Linked DNA regions of Homo sapiens: region 1 is linked to region 2. A link is a loop called in an ENCODE intact Hi-C map of the cell type or tissue named here. Cell type or tissue: PC-3. All regions are shown on one strand. Links, peaks and the distances in the headings refer to the core of each region. The heading gives the core; the rest is flanking DNA.

Region 1 (8,367 bases), core at 302-8,301, 81 kb after region 2:
ATTTTCTAGGATTTGACATTTTCAGCGATCAAGAATTACTATATTTTGAAAATGAAAATACCACTACCCAAAACAGAATGCTATAAATAGAATGATGTCTCTTGTTTCCAAAGTCAATCAACTAGAGCGATGTGAATATAATAATAAAAGTTGAATATTTCGTGGTAAAGTTATCTCGGTAAATGTTGCAGCCGCAAGTGCTGGCGGCAAGTATTCTCAGGGCAAATGAGAAAAGGGTTAAAACAAAAATCTCTGTTTAAAAAAACAAGGCAAGAAAGTAAAAACAAACAAACAGAAAATTTGGTTACAATGGAAATAAAATGTAAAATGATAGAAACAAGTCCAAAGATATCAATAATCACTGTAAAAACAAATGAGCTATTCTTACCACCTGAAAGAGCATGTCAAAGTATTTTTTTAAGTCTACAACCCCCAGCTATATGCTATTTTCAAAAAACACATCAATACAGTAGAATGCAGAAAAGTTCAAAGCAAATATATGGGGAAAAATATATCAGACCAATATTAATTAAAAGAAAACTGGTACAATTATTTGAATATCTCACCTGATAGACTTTAAGAGAGAATACATTGCAAAGAGTCAGTGCTCTCTGAGAAAAGGCTCTTATCACATAAACTTGACCTAATAAATGTGAACAGAATTCTGCCCCAACAACAATGGGTGTGGTGGCTCATGCCTGTAATTCCAGCATTTTGGGAGGCCGAGGCAGGAAGATTGCTTGAGCCCAGGAGTTCAAGACCAGCCTGGACAACATAGAGAGACCCCATCCCTACAAATAACAAAAAATTAGCCAGACGTGGTGATGCACACCTATGGTCCCAGCTACTCGGGAGGCTGAGGTGGGAGGATCATGTGGGCCTGGGAGGTCAGGGCTGCAGTGAGCCATAATTACATCTCTGCACTCCAACCTGGGTGACAGAGTAAGACCCTGTCTCAAAAAGCAAAAACAAAAACGAAACCATTTTCAACACATTTCCAACAGCATATACTATATAGACCAAGGTCTCTGACTACAAAACAACTCAATTAGAAATAAACATATAAAAGATTGTTTTCAAAAATCCTTATTTTTGGAAAGAGTTGCTAAAAAATGTTTATAGCAAGGTGGTTGGATATAAGATCAATATACAAAAGTCATTTAGATTTTATAAGGCAATAAACCATTAGAAAATATACTTAAAAAAAGACACAATTTACAATAGTAACAGCCACAACCAGAACTCCAAAAAATGTACACTCATGAATCAATGCAGAAAACATGCAAAACCCACATCTTATAAAATCATAAATCATAAAACCATGCATACTGCTGAAAACAGTCATGCCATGGCTTGACTCCCATCCCAGTGAGAATGGGGCGAGAGGAACAAGAGAGGGCAGAGAAGAGGGGAGAAGGCAGGGACACACAGCTGTCTGAAATCTGAGAGTCAGGCAAGCAGTGAGGGGAGGCTGTGATTCCTTTCTCAGGTGGAACTTCATGAACACTTCGTGCTGCCAGGCATCTCCCTTGTGTCTCCCTCCTCCTGCCCCCAGCATGCATCCATGCACCGAAAACACAAGGCCATGGGGGCTTGGATGCACTTCTGGCCAGGTGGCTGCAGCAGGTCAGCCTGCAGTTCCTGGGTCACCCCACCTGCCCACCTGCGGGGACGCTCTCCTCAGCCACCACTGGGCGTTCACTGCAGCCTGCTGCTTTTCCACGTGAGCCTGCAGGGCCAGGCTGGGGGTCTCACCCCGAGTGAAGGGGTGAGGCGAGGCTGGGGGGTTCTTGCCCTGAGCAGAGAGGTGGGGCCAAGGGGAAGGGGCTCACCCACCAGGCCCAGTGACGTGGAGGTCAGAGGTTGAGGCACACTGACTGGCTGGGCCAGCACGGGTGTCCAGGCCTTGGCTTCAGGTGTGGTCACTGGGGTCTCTGGAGGGCTCTCTGGCTCCTGATGGTGAAGCAAGACCACCCCTTTCCCACAGATCCATTAAATCAAGAATCAGAGTCCTCATGGGGTACTCCAACCTCAAGGACAGAAGCTAGAAAAGCCGGAGAGCAGAATAAAGCAGTTTGGCTCACCAGGTCTGGTTGACTCTTCTGGGGACACCAGCTGAAGGCCTCAGGAGCTGGGCTGGGGCTCGCAGCCCAAGCCAGAGAGGCCCAACCAAGCCCAGTGTTTCCTTGGCCGCCCAAGCCAGTGTTTCCGGTTCTCAGGGCTGGGGCAGCTGCGCTGGCTCTGTTCATGGTCCTCTGAGTACCAATTGCACGGAGCCTGTGTGCCCATCCCTAGCTCCCTGTTTGCCCATCCCTAGCTCCCTGTGTGCGCATCCCTAGCTCCCTGTGTGCCCATCCCTAGCTCTGGCCCCGACGGACCCCCGGACCCCCATCATCTGGAGTGTCCGCCTGGCCCTACTTCCAGGGACCTCTGCCCACCCCCACCTGCAGGTAGCCTCAGCTAACTGCTCAGCCCCTCCTAGCCTCACTTGCCCACGCACATGGGGTCTGCTTGGCATCCCCACGTCTCTGTAGACACTCGGTGCATGCCAGCCAGCTGGCTGGGCTCACATGGCAGCCACTGGTATTCATCCTTCCTCCTCCTGGGAGCGAGTCTTGTCTAGAGTGAGTGTGGCCAGAGGTGGGGCCACTGAGTCTGAATCCCCCTCTGCCCCTCACCTGGGTGTCACCAAGCTGTTTTAGCCTCTCTGAGGACCATTTCCTCTGTGAGATGGGACCGTAGTATGCTGTGTCGTGAGGTCATCCCCACATGGATGCCACTTGGAGCCCACGGCAACAGGCCCACATCTCCTGGCCCCTGTCACCTGGGCAAGTGACCAGAGCCTTGGTGGGTCCCCGGGGAGGCTGGGAAGGTGTGTGCACAGGGTCCACCTGTAGCCCGATGGACAGGATGGTATGGGGAGACCGACACACTGCAGCCTGGAGACCCCTGGAGGCCTTGATGTTCATCGTGGGCATCAGTCTTGGCCCCTCCCCCTCAGCCTAGCCTCGTCCAAGTCCGGTCCTGTTCCTGTCCTGCCCGTGTGGAGAGGCGGGGCAGGGCAGGGGGACAAGGGCACCCCAGGGAGCTGGCTGCACTACCCCTCCACCCCCAGTCTGGGGTGCCCTGGGCTGGGCTGCCCATCTGGGCCCGCGCATGGAATCAGGAGTACATTAGCTGTTCCTGAGTGAGCACTGTTCAGGCCTCCCTGCAGGGGCCATCACTCCTGTGTGCACAGATAGGAGGTCTCAGAGTCCCCCGCCCACACCGCAGGAGGAAGCCCAGAGGAGGGGCTGCAGGACCCCCACCCACAAGGGCGTTCAAGGCATCTCTGCATCGGGTAGGACATTTGGAGGGGAGGGGGATCCGTGAGTCAGAGGCCCACTGGCCCTGGTGCCCCCCAACTCCCATGCCCAGTGATAGACCTCTTTGCCTCTTCACCTAGACCTGACCCCTCCCTGCAGACCCCCCTGAAAGCCCCTTTCCTCACCTTGTCCCTGGGACCATGGGACCCCCACCCACCCACAACTCTGTTGGAAAGCTCCTGTCCTCCCTCTGTCTACTCCTTGGGAGCCGCCCAAGGCCCCTCTCTTCACCCACCCACCCCCTTCATGGGAACCCCCGAAGGCCCCCTCCCTCTGTCATCCCCGCTCCTCACCCTACCCTCCCTGCTCTCCTGCCAGCCTCCTGTGGGGCGCTGCCTGTTCCCTGTGCCCTGGAAGTTCAGGGGCCCAGGTGCAGCAGAGGGCAGGCGGAGGGTGCAGCTGCTGTGAGCAGGGCAGGCCCAGAACTCTGTCTGCACCACCGCTGCAGACTCAAATACATGCCTGTGTGCAGACCACAGGCCAGCTGTCCCATAGGGTCTCAATCTGAGACCCCAGAGGCAGGTGTGGCCCCCCTTTGCAGGTGAGCAGCCTGTGGTGGGGAGGTCCGGATGCAGGCCAGGCTGAGGTTCCAACCCTCACAACAGGACTCCGCCCTTCCTCCGCCAGGGTTCTGCACACTGTCTGTGCTTAATAAGTGCTAGGCACCCAGGATGGCCTCCCTGTGACCTTTGGGGCCAGAGCAAAGCCCCTGCCCCAGGGAGATGGGTAAAGAGAGGGCAGCAGGACCCCTTCACCACCCCTTGTGACCCTGCAGGGGCTGTGAGACAGGCCCACGTTGCCGGCAGCCCAGCTAATCACATAGACAGCTCCTCACCCACCAGACTCGCAGGCAGGTCTACTGGCCTCTCCTCAGTAGTTTAACGACCAAAACAGACCCTCCCGGTAAAAAGCCATTTTTTGACTGCAGCCAGGACCCAACCCATGAGCCGATCCCACGCTGTTCCTGTTCCGCTGTTCACCCAGAGGCCATGAGTCAGCCATGGTGGCCCGAGGCCAGCTGAGGAGGCAGGCCCAGTCTAGCCTGTGAGAACTTACCTGTTGGGGGCAGCCAGTGGCCACCCAACCTGGGCCATTACAGACAAGGGTAGTCAGGGCAGGACTGGACCCCGGGGTGTGGGCAGTCACTCCTGTCTGCTTACAGGAAGAGCAAAATGGGGTGGGGCCCGTGTCCCCCAACCACTTGGGAAGTAAGCCTAGTACTGTGCTGGGGGGCAAGGGAGTCCCTTGTTCTCAGGCTCTACCCTGGCCCCAGCCTGTCCAGAGCTGGCATAAACACAGCATGATCTGTAAGCCAGTCAGCACCAGACAGCTGGGGTCCCTCCCTGCGCCCTCCCTTGTCCAACAGACTGGCTGGGACTCCCCTGTGGCCCTGGGGCAGGCTTGAGGCCAAGGGGACAGTGGGGGGCTCCGTGGCTGCAGCAAGAGCTTAGGCGGGGCCAGGGGTATCCTGCAGAGGGACCCCCATGGGGCTCCAGGTGGGAGGGTCCCACCCACCAGCTCAGTCACAGAGATAGGGCTGCCTGGATCTCCTGGGATTCCCAGACCTCTCCCCTGCCCAGCCTCCCCCACCCGAGACCTCTCCGCTGACCCCTTCCCCGGATGCTCCCTCCCTAGGACTGTTCCCCCCAGGCCTCTCCCCCACCTTCCCCCAGGCCTATGGTGCTCCCCTCCTGAGCAGCAGAGCCAGCCAAGCTTCTCAGCTCCTAAGTGGGGCTCTTGCGTCTTTACAAGTCTCCCACCCCATAAAAGAGATCACCGCGGAGCTGTCCAGAACCCCTGGAAACAGCTGGGTCGGACGGTGACAGGGTGGGTGGAGAGAGGCGGAACGGGAGCCCGGGAAGCCTGGGGGTCGCCCTGGGAGCTCCAGACACCCTGTCCAGGACCGGGCAGCTGCAGCCCTCCCCACGCAGGTACCTCCCCACCCACGACCCCGACCCCCACCCCGGCGCTGAGCCTCTCTGCTGGCTGCAGGGGTGGGGGGCTGGACAGGCCCTTCCAGGACATCCAGGAGTATCAGGCAGGGTTGACAACAAATGCCTGCTGATTAATAACAGTTTGATGGGAATTTCATACGCTGCCTGGATCCTAAACATTCTCCAGGAACATCTGGCTGAGACCGGGCAGCCTGTTTATGTTCACAATGAGAACATTTTTTCCGACGCAGCCCGCAGCGATTGTCTCCCTCAGAAGCAGCGCTGGGGACGCCCTCCTGGGCCGGGCAGGGGGCGGGGGACTGGGGCCGGGGCTGCAGCCAGCCAGCCTTCCTTGGGGCCCAACCCCTTCGCCGACCCTGCAGGGTGGGACCCCACCCCCGAGTGGAAGAAGGAACCGGAAGCCAGGCCCGCGGGCAGGGAGGGTGGGGGCGAATCCCTACCCCACCCGAGGGGAGGGGCCTGAGAAGGGCTTTTCCCCCCCTCTTCCTCCATTCTGCCCCCTTACTCCTCCCTCTCCAAGATTCCAAATCCCCTTCATCCCATAGAGGGGCTTCCTGGCTTCTGGCCCGCCCGCGGTGCACAGCCTTGCTGGGGGAGGGGAGGTAGTCAGCGGAGTGGTGTGGGTCACCAGGGAGGGGAGGGGACACCCAGCTGGGGCTCCCAGGCTCACGTCTACGGTGGGGACCGGGCTGTGGGCCCCTTTGGCCCTCACCTCCCTGGCCTGGTCCAGTCCCTCCCGCCCTGAGCTTAGGGCCTCCAGGGGTCCCTCTGGGGGCGTCCAGGAAGGGGAGGGCAGCCGTGGCGTGGAGGGCCTTGCGCACCCAGGTGGTGATGAGGGCGGGCGGGGCGCGGGGAACGTGCAGCCAGAGACCGTGCTAAGACCCCGAAGTCGAGCCCTGGGCAGGGGCGGCGGCACCGTCTGCCCCTCACCCCATCCCCACCGCAGCTAACGTGGCCCGCCCGCCCATGGGGTCAGGGTTTCCAGGCGGCCGGTCCTGCCCCCGGGGCTGCACCGCGCCACTGTGTGTGGTCCTTGTGGGAGCCACTCATTTATTTTTCTTTCTTTGTCCCTCCTCTTCCTTTTTAATAAAATGCATCAGAGCGGAGTGCAGACGCCACCTCCGATGTCCTTATAAAACGTGTGCGCGGGTGCTGCGCATGCGTGTGTCGCTGGGGGCTGTAGGCTGGGAGCCTCCGGGAACTCCCCTCGCCAGGCCACCAGCCTTCCTACTCATGGGGAGGGGGCGTCGAGCCCAATGAGCTCATGCTGGGCCTTGGAGACCCGTCGACACTTTGCACATAAACAGGGAAGCACCGGGTCCCCAAGGCGGTGGGGGCCAGGCTAGGAGGGGATGGATGGTGGCCACCCCCAGGCCTCCCTCCACAGCCCCGAAGGAGCTTTACGGGGTCCACTATCCTGGGACCTAAGGCCCAGGGTGCCTGTTCTTGGCTGTAACCCCTGCCGGTGGACCATGCTCAGGCAAAGAAGGGGAGGGGCCTGAACCCACAGCAGCTCAAGGATGAATCCTGCTTCTGTTGGGTAGGAGAAGGGTCGGCCTCTGTGAGCAGGTGTCCCCCACCACTAGGCTTGCAGTGCTGGATAATGTGGTCCTGCAGGCCTGTGTGAGGGCCCAGGCCTCCCCTCCAGAGGGGTGCCCAGCACTGCAAGGATGTGGGTGGATGGGACAGGCACTCCCAGCACCCAAACACTTGCTCTAAGTGACAGCCCAGGTGTTCCCTGGTGTTTATGTTTTCCTGCAGAGCTGATCTCAGCGCCTACCTGCCCACCACACAGGCAATGTCAACAAATCCCTGTAGGTAGGCCCAGCCCGGCCTCCCCTGCAGCGCCTCAGGGACCTGCCACCCCCACCGAGTCCAGACACGCACTCAGGCATCCCAGGCTTCAGGTGCCCAGAGATCAGGTGTCCAGGGCTCAGGTGCCCACAGCCCAAGTGTCCACAGCCCAGGTATCCAAGCCCCAGGTGCCCACAGCCCAGGTATCTAAGGCTCAGATGTCCACAAGCCAGGCATGCATGGCTCAGGTGTCCACGGCCCAGGCATGCAAGGCCCAGGTGCCCACATCCTGGTGCCCACAGCCCAGAGAGCAAGACTGCAGCTGGCGGAGGGTCCTGGGCTGGCTCTTCACCCCCTGACCTGGTCAGGCCAGCATTATCAGGTGTCACCACCAACCGCTGGCCACTATCTCCTGGAGGAGCTCTGTCCTTCCGACAGCACTGATAGGGCCATCCTCTTGTCACTCAGCTACAGATAGCATTATCCACCAGCCCTGCCCGCTCCCTACCCCCCCACTCCCCTGCCCTACCCATGCACCCAGGAGCCTGGGAGGGCGGGGGCTGCTCCCATGCACCACAGCCCTAGCACCTCCCATGGGAGGCCCTGTGGCCCACTCCCCTCCCCACTGTAGACCCCTTCCCAGGTAGCTCTGGGGGCTCTGTGGCACCCACGGTGGGAAGGGGCTCAGGGTATGCATCTGGGAGAGGGGTGAGTGGAGCAGGTAGGGGCTGGTGCTGCCCTGTGGCCTCTGAGGCTTGGCCACTCTCCAGCCTCACTTTCCCCTTCGCTGCAGACACTCACTGGGGGCAGCCACCTGCTGCACAGAGCCACCCAGGACACTGCCTCCCTCCATCCCCTCCTGGTCTGCCCCTCCCCATGCTCCAGCCACTCTCCCCTCAGATCTAGAAATGCCACTCCCAGCGACTGTCCCTGCTACCTAGGGCAACCCCCCTTATCCTGCTCTGGGGAGGACCTCTGACCCCTCCTGGCCTTTCTCGAGGGAGCTGTGGAGCCAGAAGGAAGGCTCAGAGGATGCCGGCAGCCACGCCGCCCCAGTCTCAGTGATGAGGGTGTGGGGAAGAAGGGCTTCCACCATGCCAAAGGCTTCCAGCAGTCTTTACTCGGGACAGCAGGACAGCATCTGGGCAAGCAGGAAACTGGTCGGCAGGAACCAACCGGAAATTTTAGGGCCCCTTGGAGGGAGTGCCCCAGAGAGGGAAGGACCAATCCCACCCTGCAAGGCACCCAGGGGA
Region 2 (8,367 bases), core at 218-8,217:
CCACCTCAGCCTCCCAAAGTGCTGGGATTGCAGGTGTGAGCCACTGTGCCCGGCCTATGATCCCTTTTAAGTTTTCTGTGTGGTGTGAGGTGGTGTTCAACTTCATTAGTTTGCAGCTAAGCATCCAGTCATCCCCAGCAACATTTATTGAAATGGCTATTCTTTCCTAATTGAATTGTCTTGACTGTAAATATGAGGGTTTATTTCTGGATCCTTAATTGTATTCCATTGACCTCTATATGTATCCTTATGCCAATACCAACAGACAGCCAATGCTGTCTTTGTGTAACTTTGTAACCTTGAAATCAGGAAGTGTGAGTCTTCCAACTTTGTTCTTTATAAAGATTGTTATGGCAATTCTGGATCTCCTGAATTTTCATATGAATTTTAGGATCAGTTTATTGATTTCTGAAAGAAATTAAAAGGCAATTAGGATTTTGATAGGAATTTCATTAACTGTAGATAATTTGGGGGAGTATTGCCATCTTAATATCAAATCTTCTGATCTATGAACATTAAATGTCCTTGAATTTATTTAGATATCTTTTGATTTCGTTCAACATTTTGTAACGTGCAAATCTCACACTTCTTTTGTTTATTTTTAAGTATTTTATTCCTTTTGATGATATTGTATATGGAATTGTTTTATTTCATGTTCGAATTGTTCTATTTCATGTTTGAATTGTTCATTGCTAGTGTATATTTAGCAGAGACAAGGTTTCGCCATCAATTAATAAATTAATAAATCAATCCCCATATATTGATCCTGTATCCAGCAACTATTGTTAGTTCTAACAGTTTTTTAAGTGGATTCCTGAGAGTTTTCTATATGCAGGATTATGTTTGCAAATAGAGATCATTTTAATTCTTCCTTTCCAATCTGGATATCTTTTATTTCTTTTCCTGCCAAATTTTCCTGACTGGAGTCTTCAGTACAATGTTGAATACAGGTGGTAAGAGGAGATACCTTTGTCTTGTTCCACATCTTATGGAGAAAGCATTTAATCTTTTACCATTAAGTATGATATTAGCTGTGGGTTTTTGTAGCTGTCTCTTATTAGGTTGAGGAAGTTCCCTTCTGTATCTAGTTTGTTGGGTACTTTATCATGAAAGGGTGTTGACTTCTTTCTTTCCTTTTCTTTTTTCAGATGGGGTCTCGCTCTGTTACCCACGCTGTAGTGCAGTGGCGTGATCTTGGCTCACTGCAACCTCCGCCTCTCAGGTTCAAGCAATTCTCCTGCCTCAAGCAATTCTCCTGCCTCAGCCACCTAAGTAGCTGGGATTGCAGGCACCCACTGCCACGCCCAGCTAACTTTTTTGGGTACTTTAGTAGAGATGGGGTTTCACCATGTTGGCCAGGCTGGTCTCGAACTCCTGACTTCAGGCTATCCACCCACCTCGGCCTCCCAAAGTGCTGGGATTACAGGCCTGAGCCACTGCACTCGGCCTGACTTCTTTCAAATGCTTTTTCTGCACCTATTGAGATGATCATGTGGATTTTGTTCTTAATTGACTTCTGTGGCTTTTTGCTTGTTTGTTTTATTTTTATTTTTTTACACTGCAACCATGACAGATGAACTTAATTGATTTTTGAATGTTAGTCCAACCTTGCATTCCTGGGATAAATCTCACTTGGCCATGATGTATAATACTTTCAATATATTGTTGGATTCAGTTCCTTAGTATTCTGTTGAGAAATTTGTGTACCTATCATAAGAGATATTGGTCTGTAGTTTTATTTTCTCGTGATGACTGCATCTGGTTCTGGCATCAGGGAGATGCCTCAAAGAAAGAGTCAAAAGCCTGACTCAGTGGCATGCACCTGTAGTCCCAGCTGCTGAGGAGGCTGAGGCAGGAAGATCGCTTGAGCCCAGGACTTTGAGACCAGCATGGGCAACATAGTGATACCCTATTTCTAAAATAAATAAATAAAATGTTCTTTCTTCTTCTATTTTTGGAAGAGTATATGAAAGAATTATATTAATAATTCTTTAACTATGTGGTAGAATTAATCATTGGAGCCATCTAGACCTGGGCTTTTCTTTGTGGGAAGTCTTAAAATTATTCTTGTAATAGCCTATTCAGCTGCTTTATTTCTACTTGAGTAAGTTTGGGTAGTTTGTGTCTTTTTAGGAAGGCGTTCATTTCATCTAAGTTATCTCATTTGTTGGCATAAAGTGCTTCATAGTATTCCCCTATAAGCCTTTTTTTCTGTAAATCATCCCTGATTTTAGTAAGTTGAGTCTTTCTGTTTTTATTGTCACTCTAGCTAAGAGTTTATTAATTGATCTTTTCAAATAACAAACTTTTGGTTTTGTTGATTTTTCTATATTTTTTCTGTTTTCTATTTCATTGATTTCTACTCTGATCTTTATTATGCCTTTCTGCTGTTTGCTTTGGGTTTGGTTTGCTCTTCTCTCTGTTGCATAAAGTGGAAGATTAGGTTATTGATTTTAAAACTTTCTCTTTTTTTTCATGTAGGCATTTAAAGCTATGAGTTTACCTCCACGACTTGCTTTAACTACATCTCTTATGTTGTGCTTTCCTTTTCATTTATCTCAAAATATTTTCTAACTTATCTTGTGATATATTTGACTCACTGGTTATTTGAGCGTGTTAATATCTATGTATTTGTGAATTTCCCAGTTTTTTTTGTTATTTCAGATTTATTTCCATTTTGGCTAGAGGATTTTATTTGTATGATTTCAATCCTTTAAATTCATTGAGTTTTTTTTTTGGTCTAGCATATGGTCTATTCTGAGGAACATTTCATGTGTCTGGAGAAAAATATGTATTCTGCTGTTGTTGCATGAAGTATTCTATAGATCTCTGTTAGTGCTAGCTGGTTAGTGGTGTTGTTCCATTCTTACACATCCTATTTGATCTTTATTCTAGTTGTCTTATTCATTCTTAAAAGTGGGCTATTAGAGTATCTAGCTTGTTATTGTTTAACTGTCTATTCTCTCTTCAATTGTCAATTTTTTGCTGCCTGGATTTTGGGGTTCTGTTGCTAGATGCATATATGTTTAGAGTTATTATATCTTTATAATGAATCAACCCTTTGTATAATTTTTAAGTGTCTATTTTTATTTTCTAGCAATAATTTTTGTTTTAAAGATAATTTTGTCTGGTAGTATTACAGCTATCCTAGTCCTTTTATGCTTTCTGTTTTCATAATACATGTTTTTCCATCCTTTTATTTTCAATCTATGTATCTTTGAATCTACAATGTGTCACCTGTGGACATGTAGTAGGATCTTGTTTTGTTTTGCTTTGTTTTTGTCAGTCTGACAATCTCAGCATTTTGATTGGATATTTTAATTCATTTATATTTAATGTTATTATTGATATTGTTGGATATATGTCTGCCATTTTGCTTTCTGTGTTCTATATGTCTCATGCCTGTTTTGTCACTTTTTTTCTTTGTGTTTCTTTTTATATAGTTTCTATTGCTGGCTTTAAGTTTACTAATCTTTCTATCTATAACATCTAATCTACCATTAATGTTATCCATTATACTTTTAATTTCAGACATTATTCTTTCATTTCTATAAATTGTTTGTCTTTTTTACATCTTTCAGGTTTCCATGTAAATTTTTGATCTCATGGAATGCAGTTATAATATCCGTTTTAATGTCCTTGTCTACTCATTCTGACATTTGAGTCAGCCACTGGTCAGTTTCAGTTGACCAATTATTCTACTCATTATGGGTTGTGTTTTCTTGATTCTTTATATGCCTGGTATTCTTTGAGTACTGCTCAGTCTAGTGTGAATTATTCCTTATTGCTCAGGCAGGAACATCATACGAACAGGAATTATGAACTTTTCATATCTGGCTAGTAGAAACAGGCACTATTCCCAGCCCTGGATATAAGCACTGAGTAGTATTTTCTTTCTTTTGGGAAATTCTTTATCCAGCCTAGGGTATGTTTCTCATATGCTCGTGCTGATCAGCACTCAGCTAAGTATGTAAAGTAAACTTTCTTCAGTTCTCTAAGGTTCTCTCTGTCTGCATATCTTACATCTCTGGTACTCTGTCCTGAGAACTCTAGTCATCTTGGTCTCCTGGACTCTCACCTGTCTCATCAATTCAGGTACTCTGCTAGGCTCAATATGGGTTTCTTCTTCTTGTGCTATGGCCTGGAAGCTGAGACAATCACAGGGCTAACTCCTTTTCTTTCCTGTCTCTCAGGGATGGCAGTCATTCATTGCTTGATGTTCAAGTCCTGAAAACTCATTTTTCTATATTTATTCTTTGTTGTTGTTTCAGATGAAAGGTAAATTTGGCTCTTGTTACTACCTCTTGGCGGCCAGAAGTATAAATTATTTTTATTGTTTGATTCAAACAAAATTAAAACAAAAATAGTGCTTTAAAAACAGTACATGTATACAGCATTGAAGTACATTCATACTTTTCCTTTTAGAGCATCTTTTTTTTTCTTCCCATTCTGGGTAGTTTCTTCTGACTTATCTTCTAAATCATGAATTCTCTCTTTATCTGGGTCTGAACTGTTGTTAAAGCCATTCAGGGAGTTCTGAATTTAGAGTCTGTGCCTTTCATTTCTTGAAGTTTCTTTTTGGTTCGTAAAAATAATCTCCATCAAATTTATAGTTTCCAGTTGTTGCAAAAAATTCACAAGCCTAGTTTTATCCCCTAGAGCATAATAAGCACATTCATTTTACAGTTTTGGCTGATAATTCAAGTATTTGCATTTCTTCAGGTCTGATTTTCTATTGTTTCTCGGTCATGGTATAATATCTCACATTTCTGGTCATCTTTGTTTATGTGCTGAAAGGTATTTAAATTTTATTTTTAGAAATAATTTAAAGCTAGGGGTGATATTATCATCACCTTAAGAGGATTATTATCTGCTTCTGCTAAGCACGTGGGGGCACTAGCAATCTGGATTTACCTTACACCAAGTTCAGGGCTTGAGATTTTCCGAGCCACCAAGATGACTCAAAGCTGGGCTTCAGTCCATCAAAGGGTTGGTTTACTTCTGATTCACCCTTACTCCTAGGGTACATCCATTCTTGTTTTCAGCCCAAAGCAGGTGTGGTTTAGCATGGTCCACACCCTTGGTGAATCCTAGACTCCCACATGTGTTTCCTTAGACTAAAAAGACTGCCAAAAAAATGACACAAAGTCACTTGGCTGCCCTTTCTTAAAGGGCAGAAACAAGCTTGAATGCTTAGATCTCCTCACTCCTCTCGATATTATTCTGGTGATTCATTGCCATGTTTTTGATATTTCCTGCTTCTATGGAGATGGCTTTTATGTTTTGTCATAAATTGTTAATTGTGGCCGGGCACGGTGGCTCATTCCTATAATCCTAGCACTTTGGGAGGCTGAGGCGGGTGGATTGCTTGAGGCCAGGAATTCAAGACCCAGCCTGGCCAACATGGTGAAACCCTATCTCTACTAAAACACAAAAAAACTAGACCAGCATGGTAGCACATGCATATAATCTCAGCTACTTGGGAGGCTGAGGCACAAGAATCGCTTGAACCCGGAGGCAGAGGTTGCATTGAGACAAGATTGTGCCACTGCACTCCAGCCTCAGTGACAGACCGAGACTCTGTCTCAAAAAAAAAAAAAAAAAAAAAAAAAAAAAGAGTTGTGTTGATTGGGAAGGCTGGCCCTTATTACATTGTTCACCATTATTGGAAACGTGTCTATATTTCAGTCTAAAGTCATAAAGTGTTCTCTTTGTCATTTAAGGGTTTGCTTTTTTTAAAAAATAAAGCATGAGATAGGGTTCTTATTTCATTTTTCCCCATGTGGATAACCACTTTTCCAAGAACCATTCATTGAATAGTTCCTCTTTTCCCCACTGATCTCCCATGCCACCTCAGTCATGTATTGAAATTCCATACCTATAAGGATTTAATTCTGAGCTCGGCTCCTGTAATGGACTGAATGTTTGTGTTCCCCCCAAATTCAGATGTTGAAATCCTAACCCCCAGTGTAATGGTATTAGGAGGTGGGGCCTTTGGGAGATGGTTAGGTTGAGAGTGGCGTCTTCATTAATGGCATTGGTTCCCTTATAAAAGGGGACCCTGAGTACAATTTTATTTATTTATTTATTTAATTATTTTATTTTTTTAGAGTTTTGCCCTTGTTGCCCGGGCTGGAGTGCAATGGTGCGATCTCGGCTCACCGCAACCTCCGCCTCCCAGGTTCAAGAGATTCTCCTGCCTCAGCCTCCTGAGTAGCTGAGATTACAGGCATGAGCCACCATGCCTAGCTAAATTTTTGTATCTTTAGTACAGGGTTTCTCCATATTGGTCAGGCTGGTCTTGAACTCCCGACCTCAGGTGATCCGCCTGCCTTGGCCTCCCAAAGTGCTGGGATTACAGGTGTGAGCCATCGCACCCGGCCCCTGAGTACTCTTTTATCCTCCTACTATGTGAAGTCACAGTGAAAAAATGGCAGTCTTCAACCCAGAAGAGAACTCTCATCAGAACCTAACCATACTGGCACCCTGATCCCAGGCTTCCAGCCTCCAGATCTGTAAGAAATAAATGTCTGTTATCTATAAACCACCCAGTTTATGGTATTTGGTTACAGCAGCCTGATTGACTAAGACAATTGCATTCTCGATCAATATTTTTTTGTCTCTGCATATGCACCACTGAGGTTTTAATTACTGTAGCATCATAATAAGATTTGGTATCTTATAGGGAAATTTTGTCTGCCTTATTCTTCTTGAACCATTACTCTTCCACATGAATTATAACTTTTAAAATAATTTTTTAGTGTGCATTTAAAAGCTATGTTGGGCAAAATAGTAACAATAAAAATCAAATAGAAACCCTAGAGATAAAGAATACAATAACTGAACTAAAGTGTTTGACAGAAAGCTACAATAGTAGACTTGATCAAGCAGAAGAAAGAATCAGTGAACACAAAGATAGGAATTTTGAAATTATCCAGTCAGACAAGCAAAAAGAAAAGAAAAATAAAGGTCTATGGGAATTATGGGACAACATCAAGAGACTAACCTATGCAAAATAGGAGTCCTTGAAGGAGAGACAAAAAGGCCCAGAAAGTATATTTAATGAACTAATGGCTGAAAAGTTTTCAAATCTGGGGAAAGATGACAACGTCCAGGTACTGAAAGCTAAGAGGCTGTCAATGAAATCCAATCCAACAGTTCACCAAAATACATCATAATCAAATTATCAAAAATCAAAAACAAAGAAAGAATACTGAAAACAGTAAGAGCGAAAAAACATATCACAGTCAAGAGAGTTCCAATACAGCTGTCAGTGGATTTCTTGGCAGAAACCCTGCAGGCCAGGAGAGGGTAGAATGATATATTCAAAGTGCTGAAGGGAAAAAGACCCTGCTATCCAAGAATATTTTCCTTCAGAAGTAAGACAGAAGTAACTTTCCCAGACAAACAAAGGTGAGGGATTTGATCACCACTAGGCTTGCACTAGGCTTGGAATTGCTAAAGGAAGTTATTTAAGCTGAAATGAAAGGCTACTACCTAATAACATAAAACATATGAAAGTAAAAACTCAATGGCATAAGTAATACATAGTCATATTCAAAATACTGTAAGTGTGGTGTGAAAAGCAATTGTATCTCTATTATGAAGGTTAAAAGACAAAACTATTGCAAACAACTGTAGCTATAATAAATTGTTAAGGGACCCAAATTAGAAAAAAGGGTAAATTTTAACACAAAAAATCATAAAAGATGTTGGGGGGAGTGAAAGTGTAGAGTTTTTGTTTGCAATCAAAGTTGTTATCAGCTTAAAATAGCCTGTTTTAATTATAAGATTTTTATATAAATGCTAGGATTTGAATGTGCCACCCAAAAGTTCATGTGTTGGAAATGTAATCCCTCTGCCCTCATGAATGGATTAATGTCACTATCATGAGACTGGCTTTATTACAAAAGCAGCTCTCTCTGGCTTTCTTGATTTTGGTCTCTTGCCATGTGATGCCTTCCATTATGTCATGACTCAGCAAGAAGGCTCTCATCAGATGCCAACACCATGCTCTTGGACTTCTTAGCCTCCAGAACTGTGAGATAAATAAACTTCTATTGTTTATAAATTACCCAGTTTGTGGTATTCTGGTATAAAAACAGAAAAGGGACTAAGCCAATAGGTCTTATGGTAACCACAAAGCATGAACGTATAGTAGATGTAAAAAATATAAAAAGAAGGGATTCAAAGCAGACCAACACAGGAAACCACCAAATCACAAAGGAAGACACCAAGGGAGGAAGAAACAAATAATCTATGAAACAACCAGAAAACAAATTACAAAATTGCAGCAGTAAGTCCTTACCTATCAATATTTGACTGGAATGTAAATGAATCAAATTGTTCAATCAGAAGACACTGGGT

What was found. Peaks named below come from ENCODE experiments on the same cell type or tissue, not always from the same donor. Only the 100,000 strongest peaks of a DNase experiment are listed, where the experiment ranks them.
Region 1: a loop joins it to region 2, with 2.9 times the contacts of the local background. A loop is called at or near these places in 7 of 110 quality-filtered maps.

The regions. Positions count from the first base shown.
Region 1 is chr1:227,881,560-227,889,926 of GRCh38, forward strand. No RefSeq gene overlaps it. Among named protein-coding and RNA genes, the nearest start is that of MIR5008, 56 kb to the right of the region's middle. RefSeq lists enhancers at 4,267-4,862, 4,863-5,459. In PC-3, for the core only: a CTCF peak has its summit at 4,425 (motif pointing right); a DNase peak (open chromatin) is centred at 4,372; H3K27ac peaks cover 459 bases.
Region 2 is chr1:227,800,810-227,809,176 of GRCh38, forward strand. No RefSeq gene overlaps it. Among named protein-coding and RNA genes, the nearest start is that of PRSS38, 11 kb to the right of the region's middle. In PC-3, for the core only: a CTCF peak has its summit at 4,885; a DNase peak (open chromatin) is centred at 5,082; H3K27ac peaks cover 1,466 bases.